Linked DNA regions of Mus musculus: region 2 is linked to region 1. Evidence: chromatin contacts called from ENCODE Hi-C or POLR2A ChIA-PET data. All regions are on one chromosome and are shown on one strand. The core of a region is the stretch at or near the end of the contact, and the rest is flanking DNA. Distances in the headings are between cores, read along the strand shown.

Region 1 (6,176 bases), core at 3,583-6,082:
TGCCTGTGCTCTCAAATGAACTGCTTGCCACTGCCCTTGGTGGTGGAGCTGAGCCTCACGTGTTCATCCTTGTGTGTTTTCTAGTCTGCCCTGCTGGCTGGAAGCCCGGCAGTGACACCATCAAGCCCAATGTGGATGACAGCAAGGAATACTTCTCCAAACACAACTGAGATGGGTAAACATGGGTGAGCCTGAAGCTTGGATTTCACCTGTGCCCCAACCTGGATGTCCTGTGCTGGCCCAGAAAATGCTAGATTTTCCTCCACTCTCTGAAGGGGCTGGAGTCTAGGCTGAGGTTTTCTCATTACCCACCTGGAATCTGGTGAATAGTGATCCTGCCCTGAGCACACCTAGCTGGGCCCAGGTCTATAGGAAACCAATAAAGTATTAGGGACAGTGTAAGTCTGTGTTGGTGTGTGTTTAGTAGTTTTAGTAGTTTACACTCTGGCTTGTGCAACTGACTCTGTAGTTATGCCTCTTCACCACAAGGTGGAGGCATTACCTCATTCACGCCATGGTCTGAGCATGGTGGGACACAGTGAGACCAAATAATTACTAGGCCTGGAGGGATTCTTTAAGAGCTCTTTATGTTTCTCCTGAAGATCCAGGTTCCATTCCTGGAGCTTACATAGTTGCTTACAACCCTCTTTAACGCCAGATCCAACACCTTCGTCTGATCCTCCAGCACCAGGCATGCACGTGAACATGGGCAGAACGTGCATAGACATGAAATAAATACTTCTGTAAAAAAAAAAAAATAGGGGTCGGCAGTTTACTTCTGGATTCTGGCTCTTAGACCAGTGTCCATATCTTACCATTAACTATATAAAATGATATGTAACAGCTGGATCTTCACTGGGTTTTTACATTGGATGGGAATAAAAACTAAAGTCAAATTGCCCTGTGAGTTCAAGTTTGCGAACCTCTAGGCTCTGACCCAATTTTTTGTCTGGTACTCTGGGCAGGAGAGTGAGACCGGTAGTGAGAGTGGCTGAGAACGGGTGCTGGTTAGGCTAGGAGGTGGATGTTTCACTGAGCTGTATGCACTTGGGTAGCTTTTCTTTCTGAGTTTCACTTTCATTTTACAAAACAAGGGTGATCTGGTCATTAGTTTTACTTTATGTTTTGACACAAGAGTCCCCACACTGTGACTCCTTCAGCCTCTGCTTATTCTGGGGTCCTGCTGTTGTTGATACCTTCTGAGTGTTGTTCATTCCCCTTGGAATTCTTTCCCCTCTTTTTATCCTCATGCTAGGGGTGGATAGAATCCATAGTCTCGTGAATGATTTGGAAGCCCTCTACCACAGAGCCCCCCACTGAGCTATCTCTTGGAACTTAATGTATTCTCAGAGCCTCTGGTTGGGCCTCCCTTGAGGTCATCCACCTTACTGTGGCTCATTCCATTTCAGGCACACTCTTAGGATTCTTCAGATGATCTTGCTTCTTTGGCTACAAGAACTATATCGAAGGGAGCACTCCTTTCCTCTGTCCCGAACCTACACTGGCAAATCTGTTGGAAAGCTGACAGTTCAGTCTGTAGATGAGCTCGCCTCCCTTATCCCAGAAGGCACTTTTTGAACATATATTCCTCTTCCTGGCTCTCATCACCATATTCAAACCATGTTTGCTTTCGTTATAACAACAAAAAAAGTGTGGTGTTTTGTGGGTGGGAGGGTGCAGTGCCTAAGGAAGCCAGAAGAGGGCATTGCATCCCCTGAAACTGAAGGGGGGTTGTGAGCTTTCTCAGGTGGGTTCAGGCGAAGCAGCATTCTTGTACGGTCTGGAAGACATACCCTTAACTGTTAAGCTATTTCTCCAGCTCTTTCTTTTTTTTCTAAGAGGTTGTGTGTGTGTGTGTGTGTGTGTGTGTGCGCGTGCGCTCTCAGGCATGTGAAGGTAAATGGTTTTTCCTCCTGGATCCAGGAATCAAACTTAGGTAACAGTGGCAAGCATCTAAGCATCTCTACCTGCCGAGCTATCTCGTCTCACTCACCCCCATCTACTTTCCTTTTTTCTGTCTGCACGGTGTCTGAGGGTTTTGTTTGTTTGAGGTCAGGTTATGTTTGTTTTGTTTTGAGAAAGGGCCTTACTATGTAGCCTAGACAGGCTTGAGGCCCGTTCCCTTCACTACTGAATTATTCCTCGGCTCCACCTGAGTGGTACGGTTTCCTTTGCGCTTGGATCTTCCAGCTTCAAGGGCACCCAGATCCCAACAGCAAGTAGCAGCTTTGAACCTCCCACCTCAGCTGCTGGAGCCGGGTTGTGGCGACGCCCAGCTGCCCAAACAACTGCCGGGACAGGACCAGACCTGGCAGTCGCCGGCTTCTGGCCTGGCACACGGGAGGGGGACACTGGCGGGCGGGCGCCGCCCTTCCTGGCAGGAGTTGCCCTGACGGCGTCTGCAACTACAGGAAGGCTGCAGTTACTCTCCGCCAGGGTCGGTCTAATGGAGGGGGCGTGGGCGCGGTGGGGCTCCGGCGCCGGTCTGTTGAAAGCCGCTCGGATGGCTCCCAGGGCTCATGAGAGCACGGCCCTCCCGCCGCGGGCGCCCTGGACCCGGGCCTGGGGCTTTCCGCGCCCAGAAAGCCGCCTGCTCGGGAAAATCCCGGCCCCCTTCCCGGCGCCGCGGCCCTGCCCGGCAGAGCGGGGGGGAGGGGATTCCCGGAATCTGCCCGGAGACCGCGCTGGCGTCACTGAGCTGAATAGGCCCATATATGGGCAGAGCTTCCGTAACGTCAGCGGGGAAAGCCCCGGCGCACTCTGCTGGGCGGGGTCATGCTTGCACATTCCGCGTTTTGTCCTGGGTAGCTTGTTCCCCGCCACTGCCCGCCTGCGCAGCGTCTGGTGCCAGGACTCAGGGGATAGGAGGTCTGGGCGTTTGTACTGAACCTTATGATACCTGAAAGGAGCGAGCTACAAACAGCACCGTGCTTGGGGTAGCCCAATCTTCTCCCTCCATCCGCCCAGCTTGGAAGAAAAAAGAGACCACAGAAATTAATAAAGACAATTTTTTTTTTACTTAAATAGATTCAATAAAAAGTCAAACACACACACACAAACACATCTTAAAATAGACTTTAGACACGAAGTGCGTGTTTCTTCTCCACAGTACTATGCAGAGGGGGAGGGCAGGGGGCGGAGGTCCCTCCCTAGTATCCCCGCAGGCTGAGTACCAAGCGGCGGGGCCAGCTCCGCCGCGACAGCCCCCTTCTCCCCTCCCTGTTAAATACACAAATATATTATATTCAATATGAATTCAGTCTCTTTGCAGAAAAAAAAAACATACAAAATACGCTGGAAGGGGGCCATGTAAACCTCGAGGTGGAAGGACTGGGCGCAGGCGGGCGGGCCGGAGTCCAGTGTGTGAGCTGCGCCCCAGGCCTTTTGGCGGGTGCCCATCGCCTGCCCCCCTCACCCCAGTGGGGGGCAGGCGCCCAGCCTTCAAGGCTGGGGGTGTCCGTATGGGGCAAGGGAGGCTCTCAGAAGGCGTGTCCCTTGACCCCTAGCAGCAACTGGCAGCCGTTGCTGACATGGGTCATGACCTTCTGCTTGAGCTGCGCCACTTGCTCCCGTAGGAGACCGGCAGCACTCGACAGCCCCGCGTTCTCAGCCTTGAGTGTCTTCACCTTGTCCTCCAGGCGCGCGATGCGCTCCAGCTTCCGCTTCCGGCACTTGGTGGCCGCCAGCCTGTTCCGCAGCCGCTTTCGCTCCACTTTGATGCGCTCCTGGTCTTCCATGTTGATGGGGGACACAGGCGGCGTGGCGTCGCGGCTGCGTGCCTCCGGTACGGTCTGCGGTTCCTCTTTAAAGGCGGAAGCGCCGCGACTCAAGCCCAGCTGTGCCGGGTGGCCGCCCGCAAAGGGTGGTGCATGTGGGAGGTAGCTGATGGTGGCCGTCGGGTATGAGCTCCCAGTCCCGACGGCGGTCCCGGAGCCTCCAGAGGGTGCAGAGGCTGGGGAGTAACTGCTGAGGTTGGTGTAGACGGGAGGCGGCTCCGGACCAGCATAGACGCCCCCTGGGCCGGCCTGGGGACCCCCGCTGGCGCCCAGGGACACGTTGGGGGGCGTCACGTGGTTCATCTTGTGCAGGTCGTCCAGGGCTTTGACAAAACCGTCCGCAAAGCCCTCCTGCTCCTCGGTGACGCCGCCCCCTGTACCTCCACCGCTGCCACCCCCACGGGGGTAAAAGTACTGTCCCGGAGGCGTGGGCGTCGTCGTGATCACGCCGTTGCTGTTGGGGACGATCAAGCGCTCCAGTTCCGTGGAGGCTAGCTTCAGAGATGCGCCTGTGTCTGATCCCTGACCCGAAAAGTAGCTGCCTGCCCCACTGCCCTCCGGGCCTGGACCCCGCGCCCCAGGACCCTTGAGACCCCGATAGGGATCCGCCAGGTTGAGCGCCAAGGTGGGTTTCAGGAGTTTGTAGTCGTGTAGAGACAGGCTGCCAGGGCTCCGACCGTATCCCGCCGCTGCGTAAGAGTCGTCGTGATAGAAAGGCTGTTCCATTTTCGTGCACATCCGGGCGGCCTGGGCGATCTGGGAAAGGTCCCCCTGAAGGGCCGCCCCGGGCCTCGCTGCGGCGAGCGGCGAGCTGTCCTCGGCTGTGGCAGGACCCGGTGTCCGGTCGCGCGTCCTCGGGAGCTGGAGACGGTCAGCAGCGGCCAGTTGGCAGCTGTGCGTAAAGGCGCTGCTGGGCTTCCGGAGATTTTCTCTCCCTCCGTGGTGCGCCTGCTTTCTCGGCGTCGCTTCCCTCAGTTCCCCGCTCCCAGCAGGATCCTACGCTGGCCTGGCCACCCTCAAAGTCCCCAGTGCTCGGCCCCAGCCCCAAGCTTTTATACTGAATTTGTCAGCTGCGGAAGTGCACTCCGATTGGCCGACGCGGGAGCCAGGCCCCCGCGGCCCCCTCCTAGAGCGTGGGGAAGGGGAGGAGGCGGCTCGCGTCACTGTCAGGAAGCGCGTGTCCTTGTAAACAGCGGCCACGAGCCGGGTGGCTCTGCGCGGCTGCAGGGGGAGGGGCTGTGGAGACAGAGACACACAAGCAAAGGGATGTTGAGGGGCCGAGGCACATAGGGGCTAGAACTGCGGGAGTACAGCCAGGTGCTTATGAGATACACTGCAAGTGGAGATTGGATACCTTAGGATATCCCCGGAAAAGTCTCGTGGGACCCAGGGTAGCTGTGGCTTGTGAACTGACAATACAGTAGAAGACCCCAGAAAACAGAGAAGATACAAAACAGGGGCAATTGTTAACATTTGGCCTAGGAATTAACCAGAGGTCCCGGGTACAAAGTGCTTAAAGAACTGGAATTGTCAGTTGGGAGGAAAGGGCCAAGACACAACAGGGCTCAGGTACCTATTGTACAAGAAATGAGTAGGGGCTCTAGAGTCCATAGATGAGTCTGAGGGTTTCCCCATAAGTGGAAAAGGGAAGGAATTTTGGGGAGGTCAATTTAGATATTCAGAACAAAGGTCCTGGGGACGCTGAGGTAATCGGAGTAGAAAGATGGGAACATATCTAGCAAAGGTTGGGGTCATTGTGGATATTTGCAGAACTCTGGCAGAGAATTAAAATGGTCACGACATAGCTTCCTTCCGAGCTATGAAGGCAATGACAGGAGGGTATCTGAGATCTTCCTGAGAAGATGACTCGGAGGATCCCAGAGACCAGGACTTGTACGAATGAGGCTGTACCTCGTAGGTGGTCCCTAGGGCACTGACATGCCCAGTACCTCAGCCCAAAGCCCTCCCTTAGTCACCCGGGGCTCGCCCGATATCCTGTCAGCTTTTGGAGGGCCGATGGGGCGGGATAGCTGGGGTGCGGTCGCCCAACCCCACTCCCTTCCTTAGAAACAGGCTAGGGAAAGAGAGCCGAGGCAGGAAGTGTGGCAACAGCCCCGAGGGGGAAAGAGCCCGGCCCTGTCTCGTCATTGTGAGCCTAGGGGATGGTGCACCCTACCCTGGGCCTGCCAAATTCTGCGCCTGGGAAGAGGAACCTCGGCAAGCGACCCTTGGGGAAGTCACAACCCAGCTACAGACGCTTCTAGTCATAGTCTGATCTCCCCCATCTAGAAATGGTTCAGCCTGCAACCATCGGCGACTAATAAGCCTGGCAGCCGAGGACTGTTCCATTGGCCGGCTGGAGGGGGATGCAGCCTGGGAGCGGGGCCTCGTCACCAAGGC
Region 2 (5,467 bases), core at 1,161-3,660, 320 kb after region 1:
ATATAGACATATGGATTGTTTCCAGCGCTGGCTACTATGTGGAAATAACCTATAAATGGGCTATAAGCAATCACAAATTTTTGGTACAGACTAGAAAAATAAAAAAGCACACAAAGTTATGAATATGCACAGCACTCAGTAACGAGCGCTTCATAAATGTCAGCTATTATTATATCCAGTTTGAGAGTATTTACCTCTACTGGTTATAGGGACCTGTTTGTTGGTTAGTTTTCCCACTTATAAGTTGCATGTGCAATATGACAATACAACATAAATTGTAAAATAAACAGAATCATCATGTTGATGAATATAGTATTTAAACCTGATGAGAAAGCACAAATCAATACTTCAAGGAGAACTGAGGGTAACAAGAAAACAGGAAATTTAAAATAATTTAGGTTGGGGAGTTTGTGTCTAGCAGGCTGAAGGCCTTGGGTTCAATCCCCAAGACTGCAGAAAAGACAAAGTTAACCGTCTGGATCCCATACACACACTAACTTAGCAATACCCCAGAAATCCGATGACGGAGCACACCATGAACATTAAATGGCAAAATTCTTTCTTTGTGCAGAATTTCTGCCCATTCTCCTCAAAATCTGTTTGCATTACCTCCAAAGCTCCTAACACAACCTCTTTCCCACCAGGAGCCCAAAGAACTATAGCAGAATGTTTCAAAAGCACATCTCTGCCATTTATTTCTATCTGGTGCCTAGCACATTCTATAAAATTGAAAGTACACCAGATGTTTGGTTAGTGCTGGACTCAGGATTTTTAGGAGTACAGTACCAGTGATATCAACACTTGCTTCCAGATGCAAAAGTGAGACTTAAAGGCTAACTACCTACTCAAATCATAAAATTGCCTATGACAGAACTGATACCCAGGTTCCATTTTCCAATAAAATTCACAGGGAAAACTGGTCCAATCTGGTTCCCCAGGCACATAAATATAATTTATAGTGTATCCTCAAATGCTTTGTATTATAAAACACTATGTCAACCAGTAAGTGTTGAAAAACAAAAAAGTTAAACTTCACACCAGTCATGTGCCAAATCTCAATTGTACAAAGTTCCGAGGGGGGAAAACATCTTGTAAGGCAATATATTATATTAAATATACATCAAATATTTATCAAATTACGGGAACAAACGCTCAGAACTCAGCCAGCCAGAACCAAAGATGACATAAATACCAAGCTGATCGGAGTCTAGCAAGATCATCATAAAGGTCCATTCCAAAAAAAAGGAAAAAAAAAATCAACAAAAAGATTTAATGCTGGTTTTTCCTATTAACACACTTAAAGTGAAGTATGTGCAGTGGCACATAGAATTATCAATACAAAGAATGAATATTGAAATTAAAAAAAAAGGACATAAGCATAGCACATCCAAAACCACTACCTGTTCATACTACAGCAAATGCTCGTATAACGCAAGTGACAACTTGCCCTGTGGAAAACAGGATCCGAATTTTGCGGAAGTTCCTGTTTATAAGGCTAGTGCCACAAAGCATCACGACATGCTATCGTCGCGGAGAAACCTTTGAATGACTGCTTCCAGCAAGTGAGTTAGAATCCTCAGAGAGCAAATGCGAAACGGAGACCTGTCTCCTATCTGATGGTTGGGCTCAATGAAAAGAAAGCAGGAGTCCTTCGGGAAACTCACGTGAGCAGGTCCCTAGAATTCGCTGACAGGCGCTGCAAGATGAAGGGGGCTCTGCGGCCACGGAAGGCCGGGAGACCACTGCGCCCCCCCCCCAAGGATATTTCCAGCAGAGAAAAGGCAATGGGACCCCCGAGGACAGCTGAGTACAAAGCTGGAAATGCACCATCTGGGCGCGACCCAGCTACGGCGCCAGCTCAGAAGCTCGGGGGCTCCTCACTGTCCCAACTCCGCACAGACCCGGGAGTCCGACTCTCAGAGGGAAGGTGGCCGTTCCGTACAAGAGTCTGACGCAGGCCTCCACCGACACCCAGAACCTGCAGCCCGCGACACCCCTAAGGGAGGCTCCTGGTCTCGGGGTAACGACCAAATTCTGCGCCACCGCCCACCGCAGCCCACCGCAGCCTAACGCGGCCTTCCTCAGCCCGTGCCAAGCCCGCAGGCCCAGCCTGGACCGGACCGGCCTCGATCGAAATGCAGGGCCTCCTACTCCGCCAGCAAGGCTCCTGTCCGCCGAAGGAAAACGTGGACTGCGACTCGGCAACCCAGGCCCACCGCTTCCCCTCACTCACCATGGCGACTCCGGGGACCACAAGCAGCAGCGCCTACCCCGCCGGAGCCGCCCGCCGTCAGGTGACCGAGCCTTGCGAGCCCCGCCCTCTCTAGCCCCGCCCTTGGATAGAAGCGGCTTTTCGATTGGCCCACTTAAAATCTCGCGTAGTTTGGGGAGAATGGGCAGCCGGCGGTGTATAGTGGACGGGGCGGGGCGAGAATAGTACAACGCTGCGGCGAACTAGGGACAGCAGGAAGGGAAGCCTTAGTTAAGGAGATCCGCGGCCGAGGAAGGGCAGCGAGAGAACCTTCTGCGCGTCCACTTCGCCTGGGCCCGCGCCTCATCGTGTGCACATGCGTAGAAGGATGACCAGGATTGGTGTGTGGAACGGTCTCAACCTCTGGTCGCAACCAATCTGGACGCGCCGGGGGTGGGTCTTAACCCTCTGACAATCTGCGCGCGCATTGCTCTTGGCGCGCATTTCTTCCAGCGATGGAGTCGGAGCTGGTACGCCGCCTCGCCCCGCGTCTCGGCCTTGCGGAGCCGAGTGTACTGAGGTGAGTGTGGCCGTGTGTGCGGGTAGACGTCCCAGACTGCGGCCCTGGGTCCTCCCAAGGCAGCGTCGGATGAGGGACTGGCGATGAGGGAATGACCGCACACTGGTCTGGGCGAGACTCGGGCCCAACATCAAGAAAAACTGTTGTTGGCTTGTAGAAGATGGTTTGAGAGGACGTATATAGTCGTCCTTGAAGCACTCTAGCTCTGTTGGATACACTGTGGTCGGAAAAGCCGGGGAGGACCTCTTGTCATTCCTTCAGACTCGATAATCTTGATAAGCCAGCCTTGCAGGGCAGACCCTGTGCAAATCACTATAGATGGCAAGAGAAAGGTAGATTATGGTACAGAGTGAAGAGCTGAAGTGATGAGCAGGGCGTAAGAATTCCAGAAAAGGCCGGGCGTGGTGGCGCACGCCTTTAATCCCAGCACTTGGGAGGCAGAGGCAGGCGGATTTCTAAGTTCGAGGCGAGCCTGGTCTACAAAGTGAGTTCCAGGACAGCCAGAGCTATACAGAGAAACCCTGTATCGAAAAATCGAAAAAAAAAAATTCCAGAAAGGGCCCAGTGGCGTTGGGGCTGATTTATTAAATAGTGGCACGCATGGGAAAATATGGTAAGAGTGGCCCAAATAGCTTCCATTTTCCGAAGCCCTTGAGATTAGGAGGGTCATTGTAGGATCTGTCTTAGGAAATAAAGCTACAGCAGGCAAGTGTGTAGAAAGTTCGTAGGTCTATTCCCAGGGCTACTGACCGGAAATACAATGGGACCCAGAACTATTTTCACAAGCCGCCGAAACTGAGACCCAATCAGTCATTAAGGAAGAGAAAGGGATTTAATTTACTCTAATCTGCCTGAACCAATTCTTTATACTTGTTGAAATAATGTAAGAAGGAAAGGTAATGTCCAAGGAACACGCTTGGACACAGCTAAGTCTGGAGTCATTTTGGTTCTATGTAAAGAACTTCCACCTCTCCAAAGGATGTGCTTTCTAGGCCCCAAATGAACTTGCACAGTAGTTAGGTGGTGTGCAAGTCCACCATGCTGAATTCAGTTCTTTGCCTAAGTGTTGACAAAGTTCTGCAGCAGTTTTAGTGACCATACTGCCTTTATAACCAGGAAAGCAGAGGAGTTCCTGCGGCTGTCTAAGGTGAAGTGTGTCAGTCTGTCTGCACGTAGCTCAGAAACCAGCAATGCTGTCATATGCCTGGACCTTGCAGCTTCCTGTAGGAAGTGCCCCTTGGATAGAGTAAGTTGGCTCCAAAGGACATTTGAGTGATCTGATGTGACCCTGAGGTTTCTTTGTTTTAATCTTCTTGTTGGCGGCTCCGTTTCTTTTTTATTATTACGGTTATATGTAAGTACACTGTAGCTGTCCTCAGACACTCCAGAAGAGGGCGTCAGATCTCATTATGTTTGGTTGTGAGTCACCATGTGATCGCTGGGATTTGAACTCAGGTCCTTCGGAAGAGCAATCACAGGAGAGAGTTTTTAATCAACTTCAAGGGTACGATCTATCCTGACACAGAAATCAAAGCAACTTGAAGAATCTACATGGCACCTACAGTCATGAAGCAGAAATCAAGTAATCTTTGTACCCAATTCAGTTTCTCCTTTTTTTTTGTACATATAGGATCCCATTGCAGGAGATTTTGCCATCAGAAATGGTCTGTCCACCTCAGTTAATCTAATGGGCACAATCTCCCCTAGGCATGCCCAGTGGCTCTTTTTCCAAGTGAGTCTAGATCTCATCAAGTTAACAGTTGAGAGTAACTCTCACAGTTTGTCCAAATCTTTAATGTTTAAAATTAGAGTCAGGAAGAGTCACATGTTGAAACCAAATGTCAGTATTATTTACAAGATCCATGAACTGCTAGTTTCTTCATCCATCAAATAAGAATAAAAACCGTCTTTTACTGGATTATTATTCTGACTAAAGAAGGTATCTATCTTCTTTATGTAGTAGATGTACACAGTACTTGTGTCATAATGGATGTATTTATTCATTAAAGCTCTGTTAACTTTTCTGTTGCTATCTAACTCTTCAGTCTCTTTTACCCTGGCCTCAAGCTATGATACACACTTTGTGAGTCATAGTTTTGTAAAGGAAACACTTTTCCACCCTGGAATGCTTTGTTGCCAAGTTCCTTTCTGTCCTAACGTGACTCTGCTTTGTTGTATATCTTTTATAAAGCTCTCCATGATTTCCCAAGATAGACTTGGCTCCCTACAGTGGTGGATTATCCTGTTCTTCCCTTCCAGATATACACTTTCCTCACCCTACACCCAGTACTTCCTTTAATTTTCCTAGTGGTTTGTTTTGTGCAGCTGAGACAAGCTATACTATTTAGTCGTTTTTAAATTATTTGTAAGTGCTCTTGCTCCTCTCTCTCTCTTGCTAGTCCCTTCCTGCTCCTGCCCTCTCCCTATTCCCTTCCCCTCTCTCCACATGCTTATGGCTGGCCTCTACTCTTCTACTTCTCTACTCTCCCTCTCTGTTTCTACTACCCTCTTAACTCCCCTTCCCATACCCTGAATAAACTCTATTCTATACTAAAAAAATATTATTTGTAAGTATGCATAATTGTACCTTTCTATAATACGAATTCTTTGAAATAGTCTGCTCTTAAAGTGATTGAAACGTTTTGGGTTAAATAAAATTAGTATATAATTAATATCACAGACTGGAGAGGTGGCTC

What was found. Hi-C counts contacts between places; a loop is a spot of excess contacts on that map. ChIA-PET counts read pairs that join two places held with the same protein, here RNA polymerase II (POLR2A).
Region 2: a loop to region 1 is called in a map of v-Abl transformed pro-B cells, with 3 times the contacts of the local background. The contact joins the promoter of Orc6 here to the promoter of Junb in region 1. A Hi-C loop is called at or near these places in 1 of 37 maps with a recorded cell type or tissue (v-Abl transformed pro-B cells). POLR2A ChIA-PET finds 5 or more read pairs at or near these places in 2 of 5 experiments (both embryonic stem cell).

The regions. Positions count from the first base shown.
Region 1 is chr8:84,973,916-84,980,091 of GRCm38, forward strand. Junb (jun B proto-oncogene) reads right to left here and starts at 4,833. Exons shown (of 1, transcript NM_008416.3): 1 at 2,994-4,833. The coding sequence starts at 4,514. The coding sequence ends at 3,480. Prdx2 (peroxiredoxin 2) reads left to right here. Exons shown (of 6, transcript NM_011563.6): 6 at 85-896. The coding sequence ends at 170.
Region 2 is chr8:85,297,222-85,302,688 of GRCm38, forward strand. It overlaps Orc6 (origin recognition complex, subunit 6), which reads left to right and starts at 2,411. Exons shown (of 7, transcript NM_019716.2): 1 at 2,411-2,771; 2 at 3,888-4,017. The coding sequence starts at 2,707. Vps35 (VPS35 retromer complex component) reads right to left here and starts at 2,296. Exons shown (of 17, transcript NM_022997.5): 1 at 2,234-2,296. The coding sequence starts at 2,236.